2 separate regions of the Mus musculus genome follow, and region 2 is linked to region 1. A link is a loop called in an ENCODE intact Hi-C map of the cell type or tissue named here. Cell type or tissue: left cerebral cortex. All regions are shown on one strand. Links, peaks and the distances in the headings refer to the core of each region. The heading gives the core; the rest is flanking DNA. Region 1 overlaps 1700105F02Rik (a long non-coding RNA gene). Region 2 has its middle 29 kb from the start of 4930431P22Rik.

The links. Hi-C counts contacts between places; a loop is a spot of excess contacts. Peaks named below come from ENCODE experiments on the same cell type or tissue, not always from the same donor. Only the 100,000 strongest peaks of a DNase experiment are listed, where the experiment ranks them.
Region 2: a loop joins it to region 1, with 2.4 times the contacts of the local background. A loop is called at or near these places in 2 of 42 quality-filtered maps.

What each region holds. Positions count from the first base shown.
Region 1 is chr14:76,654,530-76,665,123 of GRCm38, forward strand. All of the region lies in intron 2 of 1700105F02Rik (a long non-coding RNA gene), which reads right to left. Among named protein-coding and RNA genes, the nearest start is that of 1700108F19Rik, 18 kb to the right of the region's middle. In left cerebral cortex, for the core only: a CTCF peak has its summit at 3,819; DNase peaks (open chromatin) are centred at 937, 1,086, 3,056, 3,834 and 1 more place; H3K27ac peaks cover 1,300 bases.
Region 2 is chr14:76,725,439-76,736,032 of GRCm38, forward strand. No RefSeq gene overlaps it. Among named protein-coding and RNA genes, the nearest start is that of 4930431P22Rik, 29 kb to the right of the region's middle. In left cerebral cortex, for the core only: no CTCF peak of the experiment used is centred there; DNase peaks (open chromatin) are centred at 5,855, 6,411, 7,085, 8,238 and 1 more place; H3K27ac peaks cover 285 bases.

The sequences.
Region 1 (10,594 bases), core at 753-8,752:
TCTTTTTTTGTTTTTTGTTTTTTTAACATGGACTGAATGTGACGCAGTTGTCGAGTGTGATGAAATTCTAAGAGAAGCCTCCAGAAACAAAATGTAAAGACAAACAAACAAGCACCCCAAACACATGGAGTATCCAATGGGACAAGAATGACAGTGCAGCATAGAGAGCCAGTCATGTAGTCTGTGACCAACCACAGCTAGCTTCTGTCACTTAGCTCCGTGTCACTTTAATAGCAGCCACAGAACAGGCAGCAACCTGGTGTCCCTGAACTTCAAAAGGACCGTGAGGTCACAGGAGAGAAAAAGAGAGGGAGAAAACTAATGGAGCATTTGGGAGTGGGGCGTGGGGAGGGGTCTTTGAAAGGCAAAACCAGAAAGATTAATGTTTCATTTGAAGACAGGCTCTTTCTGGGATTGTGGCTTACCCCCTATATATGGCTATTTCCCTCATTCAAAGGGTTTTCTTTTGTTTCTATCAATGGGCAGTTGATAGGGAATCTGATGGCTATAGTTCATGTGCTTCTTGTACATTTCTTGGCCCCTGGGGTTGGTCCTGGGTGTTGCCTGTCTCTTTACAAGTCTGCTCTCTGATAGTAGACATAACACTCTTCTCTAGCTCAGTAGAGTTTTAAGCAACAGAGCCATGCCTGGAACTGTATTCTCTAAGCACTGCCTGCAGGTTCAACCACATGGAAGCCTGTGTTTATTCTCCTGTATTACTGGGCAGCTCCTGGGGTCTGGAAAGGTCTGGTCGCTTTCTTCATGTGTTTTGGTGGAAAGGGCTCAGTGCATGCTTTAGCTAGTGTGAGTAGCCTGGGCCCTTGCCATGCGGCAATCTCAGGGTTTCATAAAACTTGAGCTGATGTCGTGAAGACTGGTAGATGTTTAGGGTGTGAGCTTATAATTACCCCTCCTTTCCTGGATGAAAATTTGATTTGAGATTAATTTCGGAATGGCGTGGTTATTTTGCGTCATTTTAGGCTGCAATGCTAAAATAGAAACTGGATAGGGAATGGTTGACTCACACTGTGATAAACTCCTTGTCACTTAATGCTACGTGACTTTGAGAATAAGATCAATCAATAATTTTGTACAGTACAAGTGCCAGAGAAGTTTCTCCGACTTGTTCTCTCTACTAATGTGTGTCATGATTACACTTTTACAAGATAGGGTATTTTAGGAGTTGGTTGTGCATGACTTGGCTTTCTCAGTCTCTCTCTCCCTCCTCCTTGTACTTATATTACCAAGCAACTCCAAATGGATTTAAGATGTAGCTTGGGGTTGTTTTTCAATGATAGTATAATGTGCTGATGACAACAGGTGACCAGGGATATTCATCTGAGATGGCAGGTGAATGTGAAGAAACTTTGGTGATCACAGACTTTAGTCTGGTGAACACAAGCTTCCACTGAAAGAGGAAGGCCAACTTCTAATCTGAATGGCTATAAGCCAGAGTCTGATCCAGGGGGTGACCACTCACTAATGGTTGGGAGGTCCCAACCATTGCCTATCTTTGGGTGGTAGAAAGAGGTATTACAGTCTAGGGACACTGGTTGGAGCTGAGGATTCAGCTACTTACTAGCTGTGGATTGTCAGGAAACTGATTCCATGTCTTGGATCCTGGTGTGTGTGTGTGTGTGTGTGTGTGTGTGTGTGTGTGTGTGTGTGTGTGTTTCGGAAGATGCTTGCCTAGTATGCAGGAAGCCCTGGGTTCAATCATTAGCACTGCAGAAACTGGGTGTGGCAGTGCATGTCTGTAATCCCACTTGGGAGGTGAAGGCAGGAGTATTGGGAGTTCCAAGTCATCACTGGCTACACAGCGAGTTAGAGGCTAGCCTGGCACACATAGACCCTGGCTCAAAAAAGAAAGAAAGGGAAGAAGACAGCAAGGAAGGAATAGAGGGAGGGAAGGAAAGTGGGAGGAAGGCAGGGAGAGAGAGCAAGAGAGAGACACACAGGGAAAGGAGAGGAGAGGGGAGGGGAGGGGAGGAGAGGAGAGAGAGAGAGAGAGAGAGAGAGAGAGAAAACAAATATGGCAGAATTTACATTATGGAGGTTATTGTGCAGATTAAATGTGCATAAAACACTCAGGCTTGAGAATTTCTGACTGAAAGTTTGTCTCTGCCCTTTGAGAAGACTATGTGTGATGTGACCTGAGGAGGCCTGGCCAGCAGTTTACCTGAAATCTTGCTGCTGCTTCTTCTCTTCCTTCCTTCCCTCCTTCCCTCCTTCCCTCCTTCCCTCCTTCCCTCCTTCCTTCCTTCCTTCCTTCCTTCCTTCCTTCCTTCCTTCCTTCCTTTCCTTTGTTTATTTATGCAATGCCAACAAATGAGCATGTGTGTCGAACCAGGCAGCTTTTGATGAATCAGATTCGGTCCTGCTTTTGCCACTCTGGTGCCAATACATATCACAGTTGCAATCTAGGGTGGGCAAGCACTGCCCTGGGAAGCACACAGTCCTCAGGTAGCATTTGGGATGGAGTAGAAAAAGAAGAGACAAGGCTGACAGAGAAAGCCTGGTAAAGGTGATGTGTTCAGACCGTGGTCTAAGAGGTGGGGGCGGGGGACGCATCACCTGTAGGCATTTTGGCTGGGCTGAAGTGTTGAGAGAGGTGGGATAATTGTGACTTTGAGATATGGTAAGATAACAATCTGCTTGTGCTGGGAGTTTTCTCTTGCCTCCCCAGTGAGGTTCCAAGCCTCAGATGTTGATCCCATAGCCTCTTTGTTCACCAAAAATACACCTCTGTGGCATTCCTCACATTTAGAACTGGAGACTGTGATATCTTCATCCACAGAAACATGATGGATTGTAGCTCAACGTAGTCAGAATGATGCTCTATCTATCTATGCTCTATAACTGCACTCCATTTAACATGTCAAATGTAGAAAAGGGGAACCGGAGCCTTTCTACTGACAATGCAGAGCACCGTGTTGGCAGATCTAGCTGTTTGACTCTGACCCGAGCTTTACGCTGGCTCTGAGTGTGTTTAAATTTGAATTTGAGTGTTTTGCTGGGCGAGGCTGTCTACACTGTGTTTCCATGACACCATCACTCCCTGCTGTTTAATATCTGGCTCCCATCCTCACACTGATTTTACCTACTTGGCCCAGGGAGCTGCTGGCCTTGGGCGGCTTTTTCTAGGCAGCAGAGGTTAGAGATGCAGCCATTGTTTCGAGCTGATTCATCATCAGCCTGATGCTAATTCACAAAGTCAGGCATGGTAATTTGGAGGGGCTTCTCAATTTCCACTAACCAAAGGCTTTTAAGTCCCTCTTCTTCAACCCCCCTCCTCTTCTTTTATCTTGCCCTCTTAACACTTTACTTGGATAACACAATCAAATCAAATTCTATATATAAAAAGCATATGGGATGCGGGAGCCCTCAAAGCACAGGGTTGAGTTAGCCATATAGAGACAGTGTAGCAGGAGGAGATGAGATGGGAGACAGACAAGTAAGGAGGGTCAGTTCTGTTGGGTGGGTTGGAGAACCAGAGAAGAGTGTTTAGGCTGTGCTGGGGATCAAGATGAGACCAGCAGGAATTAGACAAAGGCAGGTGCATTATGGGTGGAGAAAAGGGAAAGCCAAGGCTTAGACACTCGGCCTGCTGCATGTAGACACTCGGCCTGCTGCATGTAGACCCTCACAGGTCTCACAACAGAGCTGCGGTAGGTAGGTAAGCAAGAGAGGGGCTTGAACTATAGATGCTGATGCTGTGGCGCTGCCTTCCCTCCCTACCCCTTCTGCTGGCCTGCAGGGTGGTACTTGAAACTTCCTGGCAGCACGCCAAGTTGAGTCAGGCACCACGTGCTGCCCTAGAGGAAGCATGCAGCATCTTTCAAAGGTTTTTTTGTTTTTTTTTTTTTTTTTTTTTTTTAAAGAAAAGAGTCCCAGGAGAGGAGAGGGGCTGAGTCAGTCCTGGCAGGAAAGTGGAGGACACACACAGACCAAGCCCAAAATAGCTCCTGGGGGCTGAGCAGAAGGAAATTAGATAACTGGTCTGGTCTGCGTGGGCAATGCTTTTGGAAGGCCAGTAAGACGGTGAGAACAGGGCAGTGGTCCCTTCTAGAGGTCAGGAGTGAAGGCTGGCAGGGGATATCTCTGAGCACGTGATTTTTAAAACCTCAGAATACAGAGCATTCTTCAGTGGATGCTAGCCCATAGGTGGATGGCAAGCTTACTAGCCTCGCTACCTGAAATACTCTTCTACATCTTTGGAGGTCACAGACTAGGGGCGGCTTTCTGGTCGGTCTTCCTGAGTGAGGGAAAAAAATCCTGTCATTCTCCTTGTGTCACCTCCCCCTGTCTCTTGGACTGTGGTGTCCTGTTAAGAAAACACGTCAAACTTTATATGCCCCAGAACAGGGGAACGCCAGGGCCAAAAAGGGGGAGTGGGCGGGTAGGGGAGTGGGGGTGGGTGGGTATGGGGGACTTTTGGTATAGCATTGGAAATGTAAATGCGCTAAATACCTAATAAAAAATGGAAAGAAAAAAAAAAAAAGAAAACACGTCAGAAAAGCGTTTCTGTGGTCGTGGTCCCAGACCTTCTGTCTGTCTGGTTTGGGTCCTTACGTGGCAGGCCACCTGTGTAAGAATCCCCAGGGCTGGATACCATGCCAACGTGTCCAGTTGCTCTCTTTCATCACTGTGTTGTTTTTGTGGGAGCCTGATTCAGGAAAATGATGATCCCAGTCATTTACACAACCCCGAGCAGCTTGGCGTTCCCCAGGGCTGCTGCAAGGCAGTCAGGTCTACACTCCTTAAAGCCACAGGAAACAGCCAGTCCACGTTGCGCATGCACTGCAGCAGCTTCTTATAGGTCAAGGAGATTTAGATTTTGAATAAACAGGAGAGGGGGTGTTTCTCAAGCTTCTCAGAAGCGCTCGGACCTCAGGCCTGTCATCTGCTACTAAATTTGGCTTTTTTTCATCTTCCTTGCGCAGGATTCCTTGGCAGCCGTGGCACAGATTCCGGGATAGCTTTAGATAAACAACTTGGTTGCCGAGGACTGTTACCTGTTGTGGTTCCAAAAATCACCAAGGGTTGTAGAGATGACTCAGGACAAATTCAATTAAGGTGTGAAGGACAGAGAAAGTCAGTGGCGTGGCTGAGCCTTCTCGTTCGCCGCTGGTACATTTGTAATTTTCACTGGAAAAACTGCAGAAGGCGAGAGTGTTGTTGTCCTCTGAGCTTTTGCCTGGTGCAGAAATTTACATCTGTGTACTGTAAACTCTATGGACAGCTTCAGTATCCCTTGTGGAAGCCACACAGGATTCCCAGCACCCCCTCCTAGGCAGGTAGAGTGAATCTTTCCAAAGCCCCGGCGCCCTCCTGTATCCAGCGTGAGCTGCGTTCAGCATGGCATTCGTTAAGAAGCTTGCTTTCCTCTCTAGTGCCTGGGCCCCATTACAGACGTGTCTCACCCACTTTTATGTTGGAAAGAAGCTGTGCCCAGCACATAGCAGATATGTATTCAGTGCTAAGCAACATTTCTGTGGGATGATGTTTGGGGCAGGTAAACGACAACAGAGAAGGTACAAGCCTCATAGAAAGACAGACATCGGGTTAGGGTAGGAACGGATCACCCGTTTAAGAATTCACCCAGGCAGGGTTTATGTGACTTTGGGCAAAGCATCAATTTGACCTTTTGTTCCACTGACATGATAACACTGCTTTCTTTCTTGATTTGGGTAGGAGTCAAGGAATACATTAGTTATGAGTACTTTTTCCACTTAGGATGTTTCTGCCCAGAGGCACCATTACTGTAAAGGAGCCACTGTACCCAGGAGCTGGGCAAACCGCTTCCTGTGTGGGTTCTCACATTCTTTCTGGTTGACTTTGAGCAAGGTGACTATTTAGCCTGTTGGGAATGCTCACCTCAAAGGAAACTGTCAGCCCTATTTCTCAGAGCCATTCTGAGGCTCGAAGAGGTAGCACACTTGGATATGGTTTCAAGTTTATTCATGTCTATGAACTTGTGTCCTGATTCTAGTAGACAAGGAGAGAATGGACCTCTTTAGGTACCTTAATGCCTATGTATGCTCTGTGTTGTCCCATTTCATGCTCAGGCCACCAAATCTTGAATATATATATGCATGTTGGAGTGTGGGGTTGACACTAGAGTTGTGTCTTCCACGCTTGCTAAGCAGTAAGTCTGGTGTGTGTGTGTGTGTGTGTGTGTGTGTGTGTGTGTGTGTGTGTGTGTGATTTTCTGCAGTTTCTGTGAGGACGGGATGGAGACATTAAGAAGAACCTCTGCTGAAATCCCACCTTTGGGGGGCAAACAGACATTCTTCTGGTGTATCTGGACCTAGGTTGGGCACAGGGAATTCGTGTCATTCTTAAATTCATGGTAAGGTTTCATAGATAGTCAGTTCAAAGTTAAGTTCTGAGCCATGTACTGAGAGCAATGCTTGTTAAAGGACGGGTAAGAGTTAAGACCTGAAAATCTGAAACTACTGGAGAATTACTAGGAAGTACGCAATTAAGATCTAGGCATAAAGCAGGACTTTCTGAATAGGACCCCCATTGCTATGGAATCAAGGAGTAGCCCAAAGAGAGTGGAATTAAAAGGCCTTTGTACAGCAAAGGGTGTGGACAGTCAAGTAAAGAGGCAGCCCACAGACTGGGGGAGAAGCCTTTGCTCAGTTATCAATCTGATACATGGTTAGTAACCAGAATACACACTAAACTAAACACCAAGAAAACAGAATGCTCAGTCCAAAGTGGGCTACAAAATTTGACTGGAGTTCTCAACAGAAGAACTACAAATGCTTAAAAGGTGTTCAATATCCTCAGCCACCAGGAAAATAAAATGTCAAACCAGTTTGAGATTCTCACTCATCAGAAGGACTACTCTGTTTCTGTTTCTCTCTTCAAGATGCTATGGGCTATGAACTCCCAGGGGAGGAAAGAGAGAACGGCTGTAGGGTGTCTGGTGGAAGCTGAGAGTCAGGGGTAATCTTTTTTTTTTTTTGGGGGGGGGGGTTGTTGTTGGTTTTCTTGAGACAGGGTTTCTCTGTGTAGTCCTGTCTGTCCTGGAACTCACTCTGTAGACCAGGCTGGCCTTGAACTCAGAAATCCGCCTGCCTCTGCCTCCCAAGGGCTGGGATTAAAGGTGTGCGCCACCACCGCCTGGCAGAGGCAGGGGTAATCTTAAGCCTGTAATGCTGGTAGAAATTGGGGGTCCACTTATTACAGTAACCCTTTGTGTGCCTCCTCCTTGCTATACAATGACCTCAAGGGGCCTGATTTTTTTTTTTGGCCACAGTGACAACATCAACAGAAACCAGCCCCGAGGAAATCCTACCCTTGTAGGGTGGTGGTGCATCAGAGGTTCGGTTGGATGCTGATTAACAAAACTTAGACATATTTGTGTAGAACTCCCAGGGAGCCAGAATCCCAGGGAATCAGGGCTCTTGGCTTCAGTGATTGTCAAATTCCTCCACTCAAAGCTCTGCATGGGAGATATCAGCTGCTTGGGCCTTGAGACCCCCTGAGTTCTCAGCATGGCCCTGTAGTCAGGGGGCCCCTGTAGACACTGAAAATTGGAGGTTAAAACCATTGCTTGGAGTTGATTGATGAAAATATATAAATGTGACATTTCTTGGACTTCAAAAGTTTACCCTTTCATTGTTAACAGAATTTATTTAGAAATACAATTTCCAACAGGGGAAGGGGTGGGCTCTGAGGACATTACACTTTCTAGTATCCACCCTATGACTCTAGGGACTTGAAGAGTTGGCACTGCGTGGGACACAAGAGGAAAATTAAAGCCAATTTTTAGAAGTGAGGGTGGTCGGGTGTGAAGGGGGACTGTGATCCCCCTGAGCCAGGCACGGGAAATGTATCTCTTGTGTCTTCCCACTGATAATCCCCCCAAGATCACATAGCTCGTGAGAGGAATGGAAGAGTGAGCTAGTGTTCTTGCATGTAGCCATTCCCTTTTGCCTCACAACCTATGGGCTAGGAGTGGTGCCAGGTGGCAGATGAAGAGTCCTTTGTGCTTATTAATAGGCAAAGTGCTTTTATTTTTATTATATGCATTTTTTTTGTAGAGATAGTCTCATGTGTCCCAAGCAGGTCTCAAACTTACTATAAAGCTAAGGGTTCTCTTGACCTTCTGGTCCTCTGGTCCCCACTTCCCAAGTGCTAGGATTACAGGTATGCATTACTGCTCCCAGCTTAAGGCAGTGGTAGAATCAAACCTGGGGCATTGCCTATGCTAAGCAAGCACTCCTGAAACCGGGCCACACTCTCAGCCCATTTGTTTTTATTTTTAAAGGTGAGTCTGCACGAGTGCTAACGTGAAAGGGGATTTCTGGAAAATCCTCGGCTCATTTCAGCAATACCAAACAAATCTCCTCTTAGCATATTTTGATTAATCTGAATTTTATTTCAACAACAGGCTTTTAGTAACTAGCCAGTATATCACATTCCTCCCGCATTACCCTGTAACTAAAGCAAATAATCTGACCTGGTGGAGGTAAGGGGAAAACAGCGATGGGGTGTGGCGGGGTGGAATGTCAATAATGTACTTTCCATCCGACCAGAGCAGGACATCCAACCAGAGCGTTCTGGCAGGGCGGATGTGACAGAGGATCTGGCCTCACCTGGTTTGCTTCATTTACATGAAATTTGACTAGGGATTTGGAGAGCATTATTACATTGTTGGGCAATTCCTGTGTGGGTATTAGACTGAGCTTAGTGTTTGTTTATAGGTAAATGCCTCACAAAGATCGCCACAGGTGAGGGTTTAGTGGATGCGACCTAATGGCATTAAAATATAGACGTACATGCATACGCACATGGGCTTTAGTGTACGTATTGGGGTTTTCTGGAGCACTGCTGTGGGATTGAAGATCATATTTTGAGTGTGTTCTCAATGCAGGTAGCAGAGGGCTGGCACAGAGACACCGATGCTTTCTGAGTTTTAATATGATACCCAAATGAATGAGTAGGTGAGTAAGTAGATAGATGGGTAGATAGAAGAAATGAAGGAAGAGAGGAAGGGAGGGAGGGAGGGAGGGAGGGAGGGAGGGAGGGAGGGAGGGAAGAGCAGCTGATGGCTGAGGGAACACAAGTCCTGAGACTAACCCATTTCTTCCCAAGGGACCTGCAGCTTGACTGTTTTCTTCAATCAGAATGGCTGCCTTCAGCAAGCAAATTGCTCCATTCAAATCATCAGGTTGGCTGCTGACCACCCTTTCCCTTAGTATACCAACACTACATTGTATTTCTAATCAATATTTTTCTTTGGATTTGGGGTTTCTGATCAACCCTCTGTCTTAGAGTTCCATTGCTTTGAAGAGACACCATGACCATGGCATCTCTGATAAGGGAAAATGTTTCATTGGGACTGGCTTACAGTTTCAGGGGTGCAGTCCATTGTCGTCATGGCAGGAAGCATGGTGGCATGCAGACAGATGGTGCTAGAGAAGGAGCTGAGAGTCCTACATCCAAGTTGGCAGGCAGCAGGAAGTGAACTTGGTTTGAGCTTCTGAGACCCGAAAACCCTTCCTATAGAAAGAACCTCCTCCAACAAAGCCACACCTACCCCAAGGCCACACCTCCTAATAGTGTGTCACTTCCTATAGGCCAATGGGGGCCATTTTCTTTTAAGCCTGCCTTCCTTCCTTCCTTCCTTCCTTCCTTCCTTCCTTCCTTCCTTCCTTCCTTCCTTCCTCCCTCCCTCCCTCCCTCCCTCCCTCCCTCCCTCCCTCCTTTCCTTCCTTCCTTCCTTCTTTCCTTGTATTCATTTGTTTCATCACCTACTCATTCATTTAAGTATCCATCCCTCTCTTCATATATTAATACCTTATATTCCCTGTGACAGGGTCCCCAGGGACCTGATTCTCCCACTCTTACTTGCCTTAGGGACTGGGAACTCTCAGTGGTGCCTTCTTGAAACCTGGAGGGCCTATTCTTACATGGGCCCTTCTTCATTGACCTTGACCTGGATGGTGCTCTCTTGTGGGACACAGAATAGCTACCCTCCCTTTTAAGTTCTGGGTTATATGACAGCTTTGAAGATCAAAATCTGAATGGGAGCTTTTGTGTTAGGAATCCTTGCCCATGACCGTAAACCTGCTCACTTGAGAGGGCTGTCCTGGCCTTAGGAGCCACAGCCTATTTTCTCTGGCCCACTGCTCCTGGGCAATTGGCCTCATGCCTAGAGCCAGCAGACCCAGTGTGTCACTGGGTCAGGCCTCCAAGTCATGGAAGTTTTCCGTTGGGGCTATCCCAGTTGCTCTGGCAGGATTGCAACAGACAAATTCAGGCACCTTCTCAAAACATAAACACCTCATGACTTTTTCCAGGGTCTATGCAGCAAATCTATTTCAAGAACAATTTAGCTTTTGTCTGCCCTTGGCTTAGAACTGTGACATGTTTCTCCTGTGTTCCATCATGACACCCTCCCCAGCTGTCTTGATGGAAGGAGACTCACCACATCCTATAAGTAGTGCTTCCTGTCTCACTGTGGTTCAAGGAGTCAAACGCCCCGAGTTCTCTTATTTTGTCATTGCATAGAAGCATATTCGTTCTCCTCCCTCTCCACAGTCTGTGACCCACCTCTCTTCTGCTCACTGAGAAC
Region 2 (10,594 bases), core at 1,841-9,840, 72 kb after region 1:
TCCAAGGTATGAATCATGCAAGCCCGCTTCCAAGCCAATGGGTTGAACTCAAATCACATCTGCCAATATAAATTGTATTACAAGGCTGAGCAGGTTTCTCTGCTGGCAAACCACCACTCCTTTGCCTCTTCAGACAGTGAGGGAGTTATCTATCTTACAGCACAACGTGTTATTTCTACGGACAAATGTATGGATCTCCGTGGTTGTCAGCAAATCCCAGTGGCTCCCTGGTACCATCTTGCTGGAGGGACTGTCCCCACCTTCTCTCTATTGTATGATCCACTTTCTTAAGAGTTCCTGTGGAGATGAGAAGATGACTGTGGGTGGGAGGAGAGACTAGAAGAAGTCTTGGATGAAGAGAGTGCAAGGCAGGGGCCCCTCCAAAGGTCTTCTGGGAACAGTCCATGTTTAGAAAGGACCTTCTTAACTGTCATTAGTGATAGGGTCTTGGCAACTGTCTTTGGTGAGTTTCTTGGTCAATGGGGAGTTCTTGAAGTTTAGTTTCTTTATCTGGGTCATTGTTATTTTACAACAATAGTAAATGACATTTCCCCCAGGGGGGTGGCTGTTGAAGATAAGGACTGGGGACACAGGGTTCTCAGTCAAGTTACAGGCACTTAGTAAATGGAAACCTGGATCAGTTGGAGACAGCTGCACGTACAAGCGCACTGAAGGCACACTGTGTATATATAAGGAGAGGATTGTAGAGTTGGTTGCAGTTGGTTGTGCATGGGGAACTTTGGGGGCTACACATATGGCAATCCAGGTCAGCTCTGGGAAATTTCCTCTTAAATGAGACATCTTCCCAGGGGATGCCCTTGGCACGGCTGGGTTCCATGGGACTTCCTGATGGGTTGATTTTTGTCAGGGCTTCCTTGCAGGGCCTATGGAAGCTTCTGTTCCTGCTGGTAAGGGTGTGCTCAGCTCCCACTTGTCTAGGAGTCCAATGTAGCAAGGACAGACACAGGATGCTCAGTTACCTTCCCCATCTCGAATGAGTAATGAGTCACTTGGTTGTGTGTACCTGAGATTTTTATATATTACAAAATTCACTGGCATATGAAATTACGTTTAAATCTGTGCCCTGTGTTGTATGTGACAAGCCTCTTCCTGCCATGCCAGTGTCTATGGAGATTAAAGGGAAAACTCAGCAGGATGGTCCCCACTGCCATCTTGTGAAAGAGGAGTTAGCTATTGTTATGGTTTATATACACTGGCTTAGGGAGTGGATCTATTAGAAGGTGTGGCCCTGTTGGAGTAGGTGTGTCACTGTGGGTGGGGGTTTTAAGACCCTCATCCTAGCTGCCTAGAAGTCAGTATTCTGCTAGCAGCCTTCAGATGAAGATGTAGAACTCTTAGTTCCTCCTCCACCATGCCTGCCTGGATGTTGCCATATTTCCACTTTGATGATAATGGACTGAACCTCTGAACCTGTAAGCCAGCCCCAATAAAATGTTGTCCTTATAAGAGTTGTCTTGGTCATGGTGTCTGTTCACAGCAATAAAACCCTAACTAAGACAGCTATGTTCCGCACAGCTGGATCAACTCAGACAAGCCAACAAAGACCACACAAGGGTCCTGTGTGAAGATTTACTTTCAGGTCGACTCCTTAATGGCCTCTTGGGATCAGGGACATCAGGATTGCTACCCTGGACTGAGCCTCAAGGAAAGGAAAAGAAAAATGTGAAGATGTAAAAATAACGGCCACACTGAGATGGAGATGACAGTGGGAGAAACTTGAATAACTAATTTCTTAATCATATGTAGCAGAGAAAAAAGCCAATACTGCCTAAAATACTGGATACCATTCTAAATATACAAGTTAACTTTAGGCGCAGAGCCAATAAAAACACCTTAAAAAGAATTAAAGCTTCCAAACTCAAGAAATTACCAGTGGTATAAGAAAGTGTAAGGGCTATAGGTTATTCTTTACCCCTTAGAACAGAAAGGAAAGAAAATAGGGCCAGCGAGATGGCTCAGAGGGTAAAGGAGCTTGCTGCCAAACCTGACCACCTGAGTTGGATCCTAGAACACAAACATACGCTAAGAAAATAAACATTTTAAAAGATGGGTGCTTTATGAATGCTTAGAAAAATGCTTACAAACCAAACAAAATGAGAACAAGCAAAAAGACAAAATTTTTTGAAAACTTATAAAGATATCTACACATGTCAATTATATGGTTTTGATAGGTTTTAACATTTTATATATATTATATATATTATATATTATAAATTGTTGTTGTTGTTGTTTAGATCTGAAGTCAGTGACTGTTAGCCCAGGCCAGGAGGGCTTCGCTCTTGGCATGCGCATGCTGTGCTGTCCCCTCCCATCTGATGTCAGAGCCTGTCTGTGGCCTTTGTAGTCTCTGTAAGACTACAATGAAATGATATGTCGCCTCTGAGCTTTAGGTCATGCATGGCTCTGTGGGGGCTGGAGGGGCACTCTGCTGTAACAATGCTTACTGTTCTTCCAGAGGACCTGGCTTTGGTTCCTAGCATCCGTGTTGGGTGCTAACAGCTCCCTGTAGCTCCAGCTTTAGGGATCCAGTGCTCTCTCTTGTCTCTGTGGGTACTGCATTTATACACACAAAGCCACAACACACACACACACACACACACACACACACACACACACACACACACAGAGAGAGAGAGAGAGAGAGAGAGAGAGAGAGAGTTTTAAGATAAAAAGAAATGAAAAAGAAGACAGCATGGCTTTTATTTTGCACCCATGCTGTCTCTGTCTCTGTTGGGTTCCTCACTAAGGAGGAAATCAATTGTCACCTTGAACAGCTGATCCACGGGGCTGCCACATCAGATGCCCTCAATACCTATGTAGAGCCCTCCATCGTTACTAATTGCAAAATGAAGAACTTCACCCTTAGAGGACAAGTTACATAATGGGAGAAACTATTTACAAAACTCACATCTGAAAAATGACTGATATCTAAAGCCTCAAAACTGAACTGCATAGAACTTAAATGTTGTGTCAAAAACAAAACAAAACAAAACAAAACAAAAAACAAAACCAAAACCAAAAACAGACAAAAGAGACAGGAGGACATTGCCCCCAGAAGAATGTACAAAGGACAACGAACAATTATGAAGGTGTCCACATCAGCAGCCACTAGAGAAATGAGAATCAGGCACGCTGAGACATCACCTCTCCGTGTAGCAAAATAAACAAGAATCTCATGGCAACATCCATGGGTGAACTGATAAGCAAAGGAAGCTGCACTCAGGACACAAAACTGAGCTCCGTAGTAAACAGACAAAACTAAAGATTCAACCTCCATTAGTCTCCAGGACTACACAGAGTGGGGGAAAAAAAACCAAACCCCAAATTACATACCATGCAGTTTCATCTCCACAACATTGTCTTGAAATGACAAATGTACAGGAATTGAAGCCGGATTGGTGGTTTCCGTGGTCACCAATTTTGGGGAGAGAGGAGTTGAGAAGGTGTGGCTAGAGCAACAACCAGGGATCCCACCAGTAGCTTGGCTGTGACACAGTTTCACAGGATGTTGTCATCAGAGGAAACTGGGGAAAGGGTTATTTCTTACAAGTGCATGTAAATACAAAGGGTGGCTCTTTAAAGTTTAATCAAGATAGCCTGAATGCAGCTTTAAAACAGGTCGCTTCTGTGGGGGTGGACTGGGTGGGCGGGGTTTGGAGGTGTGCTCCTGTGTCACCCTGAGCTTGTGGCTGTTGGAGGACAACTTGGAGGAGTCGTTTTCTGTCCTTCCACCATGGGGACACCGGGGATGGAAATCAGAGCAGACCCCCACACTTGGTGGCCAATGCCTTCACCTGTCGAGCCATCTTGCTGGCCCTGTTTTATTTATCTATTTTTAATTAAAATGAAAAGGTGGACCTGGTAGCATATATGTATAATCTTGGCACTTGGGTGGTTTGAGGCTGGAGGATTGCTAGTTCTAGATCAGCCTGGGCTACACAAATAATAAACTCCTAACCTTGGGAAAAGTCTATTTAATATGTACTACAAAGGAGAAGCTATGATATAATCATTGAGAAAAGAACAGACAACTCAGTTGACGAAGGAGTAAAAGCTACTTATAATTCAGACTTAAACTAAAAAAAAAAAAAATGCAAATATCGATGTAGTGATGCTAATAGGAGTGTGGTTGTGTTCCTATCCTCAGTTTAGCATCTTACAAACAACACACCCTCAAAACGTGTTTGTTCATCAATAGGATAAATATCTTAACTTTCTCAAGGCGTCTTTCATGAGAAGTGATTGAGATGGAGGGCAATGAAGAAAACTCATGTTTATTAAGCATTGCCCCATTCCAGCCATGAACTCCACACTTTACATGATAGTAAATCAAACAAATGGAGGGCTCCTATTCTCCTCTACCTCCTCCTTTCTTTCACCCTAGGAATTGAACCTCACACATGCTAAGCAATTGTTCCACCAATGGCAGATCCTCAGGCCTCTTTGTGACTTTCTGAGACAGGGTCTCACTGACTATTCAGAACAGGCTTGAGCTCATGCTGCAGCCAGAGCAGGTCTCCAGTTTGTGGCTGTCCTTGCTTCTACCTCTGAAGAAGCTGGGATTGCACATTTGCCTCACCGGGCCTGGCTCACAATGTTTCTTACATTATGGGTTATTTTCTTCCTTCCTTCCTTCCTTCCTTCCTTCCTTCCTTCCTTCCTTCCTTCCTCCCTCCCTCCCTCCCTCCCTCCCTCCCTTCCTTCCTTCCTTTCTATCTTTTTCTTTCTTTTCTAGACAGGGTTTCTCTGTATAGCCCTGGCTGTCCTGGAACTCACTCTGTAGACCAGGCTGGCCTCGAACTCAGAAATCTGCCTGCCTCTGCCTCCTGAGTGCTGGGATTAAAGGCATGCACCACCACTGCCTGGCAGTTATTTTATTTCTTAAGAGCAAAATAACAATTGTAGGCAAAGCACACTAGGCTGACGTAACTAAACAGGGCTGACCTGGAACACAGAGGCTGTTCTATGGAATCCTCCAGAATCCTGTAAACCAAGAGACAGCATGGCAGGGTGGATAGCTGGCACGGAAGGTTCTCAGTCGGGCACCAGCATCTGCAGAGGGGTACCTAGCATCATCGTGTTGTCCACGAGATCATTTTTCTTTTCTTTTTTAAAAGATGAAGTGTGGAGAATGCAGGAAGGCTGGGAATATCACACAGGATTCACTCTCCTCTATGAACAAAGCATAAGGCGGCTGTGGGGCGAAGCCCACCGCCAACCCTCAGGAATCCTGTGTCTCCCTTCTCAGCAGACTCCATCCTGGTGGGACTCTGAGCATGATAACTGCTCCAGCTCAAGTCTCTCATACACAGGCTGCTCGAGGGACCACCTGGGCCAAGGTGTGTCCACCCTGAAGTGCCGGTCAGGTTCAATGCCTGTTTTCAACGCTTCTGTGCGAATGCATGTCTCTATGTTTGATGGCCAGTTTAATAGTTTTTAGCACAGGGGAAGGGGGCTGATAATTCCTCATTTGACGCCATAGTCACCAGGAGAACCTAACAGTCTGATATTTTCCAGATGCCCATATGTGGTGAAGAGGGCACTGCTTTCTCTCTCCCTCAGACTAGAATCTTCTTTAGAGGTTTTTTTTTTTTTTTTTTTTTTTTTTGGTCCCTGCTGGCCTCTTTCAATTGCCTCGTACAACACTGGTTTAAAACTAAACGCAAGAAACACGTAGAGTGACTCCACACAGCTAAAACGTGTGATGTCTTGGCTCTTGTATTCCTGGGAGACCAGAGAAACTATACCTCACATTTTTCCTCTGTACAATGGGACTAGAAACAACACCGCCCACCATGGTAGGCGCACTGAGCTGAGACCAGTATTTGACTTGTCTCATTTACTAGCGATGCCTTGACTTCCTGTTGAAGAGTTAGTGCAACCTCACCTCTTTCTGTCAACACCATTTAGGAGACTGATAAAAAGAAAATTGCTAGGAAGGTTTTCTGGAAAGTTCTATTTATAGAGAGACACCTAAATGGACAAAGAGGGTTAACTATAAATAGCCTCCTTTGCATGTGAGGGTGAGACCTGTGCTGGTACCTATGTGACCTTCCCCTTCCCAAAGGACTTCATACTCTTGTTTGTTCTGTGACAACACAAGCCATACCCCGTGTAAAGTATTTGACACAAACTGAATCCGGGAGCTTCCTGCCAGGCAGCTACTGTCGCCTCCCATCACTGGATGTTATTTACTCCAGCTGAGTAGGCGTACAATACGTGCTATGTAAATTAATAGCAGTAGGTACAACAGTCTGGGAGTTGCACAGGACCTCAGTTCGGGAGAGAGGTTATTTCGCAATCATTTCCCATAAACCTTCCCCTCCCACTTCCAAGTGTGAAGTGTGTGTCTGTCAACGAATCATCCCACTTGCCACGCCACGCCAGGTCTGGCAGGGCAGAGGCAGCCACCCGGCCAGTCTCTATCTCTGGATTTGGCAGCTTGACACCATCTGGCGGAATCCTATGAGGAGGCTGCCTGTGATGCATCTCTGGGTCCTTCATGGCCCAGCTTCCCTCCCACACCAAGATCTTGCCACCAGGAGAGCTTTGGCAATTGAGCTAGGTGGTCCTCTTTCTTCCATTACGCCTCTTCCTCACTGCCTCAGCCCCTCAGTTTTTTGTTTTGTTTTTGTTTGTTTATTTGTTTGTTTTTTTACAAGCTCTACCCAATGAGTTCCGAGGGCTAAAGCCTCATCTCAACTCGTGGAAGATAGCAGCCTCTCCTCCCAGACCTGTGTTTGGCAGTTGTTCTGTGGTTAGGCTAACATGTAGCTTCCGTGGCTTGCAATACTACATAGGTTTCTACACACATGACAGAGGTCCTAGCATTCCTAGCCAGATCCTCACGGGTGTGGTACACTCAACCATTCACAAGTAACTTCTGTGTCCCAGAGTTTTCAAACATCCTGAAAAGACCCAGCTCAGGGAGGGGGCAGGAGGTGGCCCACCGCTTTCTCCCATGTTTGCTTCCCATTTGTTTTGAAGAACTGGGGTTCCTACCCTGATATTTACTCCTGTGCCCCAATTTGGCGTCCGTCTCATCCTTCTGCCCCCCAGGAAGGCTCTTCTAAGAAGGGGCAGGCTGAGTGTGGAAGTGAGTATTCACTGTGATGACTGGCTTGCTCAAAAAAGCAGCCTTGCAGGCCACACTGAGACGCTACTCAGCCAGCCTTGGGAGACAAAGACGATGAGAGTCATAGACAAAGAACATTCTAGATGGAGCTCTGAGAGGCTGTCATGGTCTCAGGATTGGATTACTTCATTTGCTGCTTCTCTCTAGAGAAGTCTCTCTAGAGTCTCTCAGACTCTTATGTGTTAGAGACCTGTTTCTTCCCCTTCTTCTTCCCCTTCCTCCTTCTCCTCCTCCTCCTCCTCCTCCTTCTTCTTCTTCTTCTTCTTCTTCTTCTTCTTCTTCTCTTCTTCCTCTCCCCCCCCCCCCCCCAGTCTCTGGAAGAACAGTCAGTGCTCTCAACTACTGAACCATCTCTCTAGCCTCACTTCCACAGTTCAGCAGAGCAAGCAGCTCCTTGGACATGATTTGAATCAAATACCTTGTACCTTGCATGGCTTGTATTGTCACAGAACAAGCAGGAATGTGAAGTCCCTTGGGGGATGGTGGGAGAGGGCCACAGTGTTGACTATGAAGGTCTTACCTGCACATGCAGAGGAGGCAATTTATAATTACTGTCTTTGGCCATTTAATGGTGTCATTATAAATAGAACTTTCCAGAAAAAAAACTTGCAGAATTTTTTTTTTTTTTAAATCGGTCTCCTAAATGTCATTGACTGACAGAAGGGTGAGTTTATATTAACCTTTTACCAGAAGTTAGGCCATGGCTGGCAAATGAAACAAGTGAGGTGTTAATGAGGTTGGGAGGTGAACGCCCCATCCAACAGAATGATATGTGCTTTATGTGGACTCTTTCACCAAACACCTGTCTCCTCCCCCACTCACAGTGAGTGGCTTTGGCAAAGAGACTGGATAATTCAGGTAAGACATGTTTGTATTCTGGTTGCTAAGGAGATGGCAAACCTGTTTGCTTAGCTCAAAGCATAGGCGTATTAGGTAAGAGCGCTGCCCTTTAGATCTGGGACCATTACTAAATCTCTGCATTTCTTTTCTCGAGGCATGCCGAGTCTATTTGTGGCATGTTCCACTTCCTCAGATTTCCCCTGTCTCCATCAGCTTTTACACCTGCAAAAATGCTGGCATGAAAAAATGAAATCCAAGGGAGACTTGCCTGTCTTCGCTAGTCGCAGAAAATCAGACAGCACCCAGCAAGGAGAGAATTCACAGCTTGCTCTGCTCCTAGTACTAGAACCGTGAGATGGGCAGGGATTCCCTCATCCCAGGGGATTAGTGACCCCCAAAGGACAAGTGACCGAAGTAGAGAGAAGCGGCTGCAGAAGGGTTATGTGAAAGGAGATTGGGAGCCCACGAAGACCATGCTGGCCTTGAGAGGAAAGAAAAACTGAAGCATAGATGTTGGTTTCATAAGAGACCCGTTGGATGGTGGCTATTCATGTCCAAGAGCGACAAACGCAAAAGTTGGGCCTGGGTGGGAGAGTACACAAGATGTGGTTAAACACATCACTAAGGTTCCTTTAAAGCCACTTACTGGATGGACGATGTGTCTGGCAGGATGGAAGGAAGCTGGGGGATTCAGCAACTGCTCTGTTTTTCCTGGGAGTATACTTTATGTAGCCTGCCAACTAACAAATCCTTATAGAGCCACGACTAAGTGTGGGCACTGGGCATCCAAACTCCAGCCCTCATGTCTGCATGGCAAGCCTTTTCCCAGCCATATGTGAACATTCCCCAGGCATGCTCAGCTTTAGACACAAATGAGACGGACAGCACAAGACCAGGCTCTGTTTCCTCAGCTCTGTCCCCCACCCACAGGGCTTTAGTCCTTTTTTAGTCACCTGGGCCGTGCTCCTATATCTGAGAATTCCTAGGCTGCATCCCCTCAAGTTCTGTGGCCAGTTTAACTGTTCAGCTGTGGGTCACAGCACCGATGTCAGCCGTCTGTTCTCTTAGGGTCCCACAGAGGTGGTCAGATGAGAATCTACTTACTAATAAATCAAGTTGTAAGCAACAGAACAGTTCCTTCTTTAGATCACACACCAACCACAAAATTGCATAGAGATGAGGCTGTGACGACTCCACCCTGCCCTGTCTTTGCTTTTAGAGTATCATCTCCTGGAGAATACAGTCTTAGGGAGTGTGTGTGTGTGTGTGTGTGTGTGTGTGTGTGTGTGTGTGTTCCTCTGAGTGTGTGCATGCATATATGTGTCCAGAGGTCAATGCTGACTGTCTTCCCTGTGCTATTTTCACCTTATGTATTGAGACAGGGTCTCTTACTGACTTTAAACTCACTGAGTGTCTAGAGTGGCTGACCAGCAAATTTAGGTCTCTTCCTGTCTCCACTCTCCAGGGCTGGGAATACAAGCATACACCACCACACCCAGTGTCTTCCATGGATGCTGTGTGTGCAAGCTCAGGTCCTCACATTCACGTAGCAGACAGTTCATCAATGGAACCATCTCCCTGGCCTCTCTGCCTGCCCCTTACACTTCAGCAGATGAGGAGAAAATGTACAAGGAAATGTGTGGGGCAATGGGCTATGCACAGACAGCTTGGTCTCCAGTCAGAGGTGAAGTCTTGAACCCCAGTGGAATCTGGTGGGTGGGAATTTCCACCAGGACAGAAGGAAAGCGTTCGTTCAATCATGTCTCCTGGATCCCTGGCTCCTGTCAAAGTTACCATCCCCCTCCCCACAGCCCCCACAAGGGAGGCTTGTGGCTAACAATCACGTAGACAATGGCCCAAGCTTCTGTCATTCTGGCTAGACTTCTCCCCACAGTTACCTAGCAACAGCAAGATAGCAAAGAGGGGCTGTTTGGCCCCTCCTCACTCTCTAAGCTTTTACCTTTCTTACTCTTTAGCCCTCCTCTCTCTCTCTCTCTCTCTCTCTGTCTCTCTCTCTCTCTCTCTTCCCCCTCTCTCCACGTGGCCATGGCTGACCTCTCTCTCTCTTTCTACATTCTCTCTTTCTCCCTGCCTTTCTACAATAAAGCTCTAAAACCATAGACTGTCTCTGATCATCAAGGCCCTCCGTGCTTAAATGATGGGATGGGCTTTCTCCTAACGAGCAGTGTCTATCCTCCCAATGGAAGGCCTTCCTATGCTGCAGCCGCGGACCGGACTAAGGACTCTCACCTGGGTGAGAACCATCCAGCGCCTCCTCTCCACCTGCCATCTCTTCCCCATATCTCCAGGGCCGAGTGCCACCCCGGGGTCCCTAGTCTGTTCTTAAGCTTCTTCGCCATATCCAGCGTGGGATGCCGGAGACTGAGAACCTGGTACCTGGGCTGCTCCTTGTCCACCACCCGCCATGTGTGGTCAGTGGCCTAACACAGCCAGATGCCCACCCCGGACCGCGTGGAAAGCATCCGGCAGTCCTCCCGTGTCTGCCTGCCCAGAGCACCGAACTCGGGCTCTCTCCCACTCTCCTCTTCCCCACACACCCACGGCCCTACAGAAAAATGGACAAGAAGGAGAGATAAG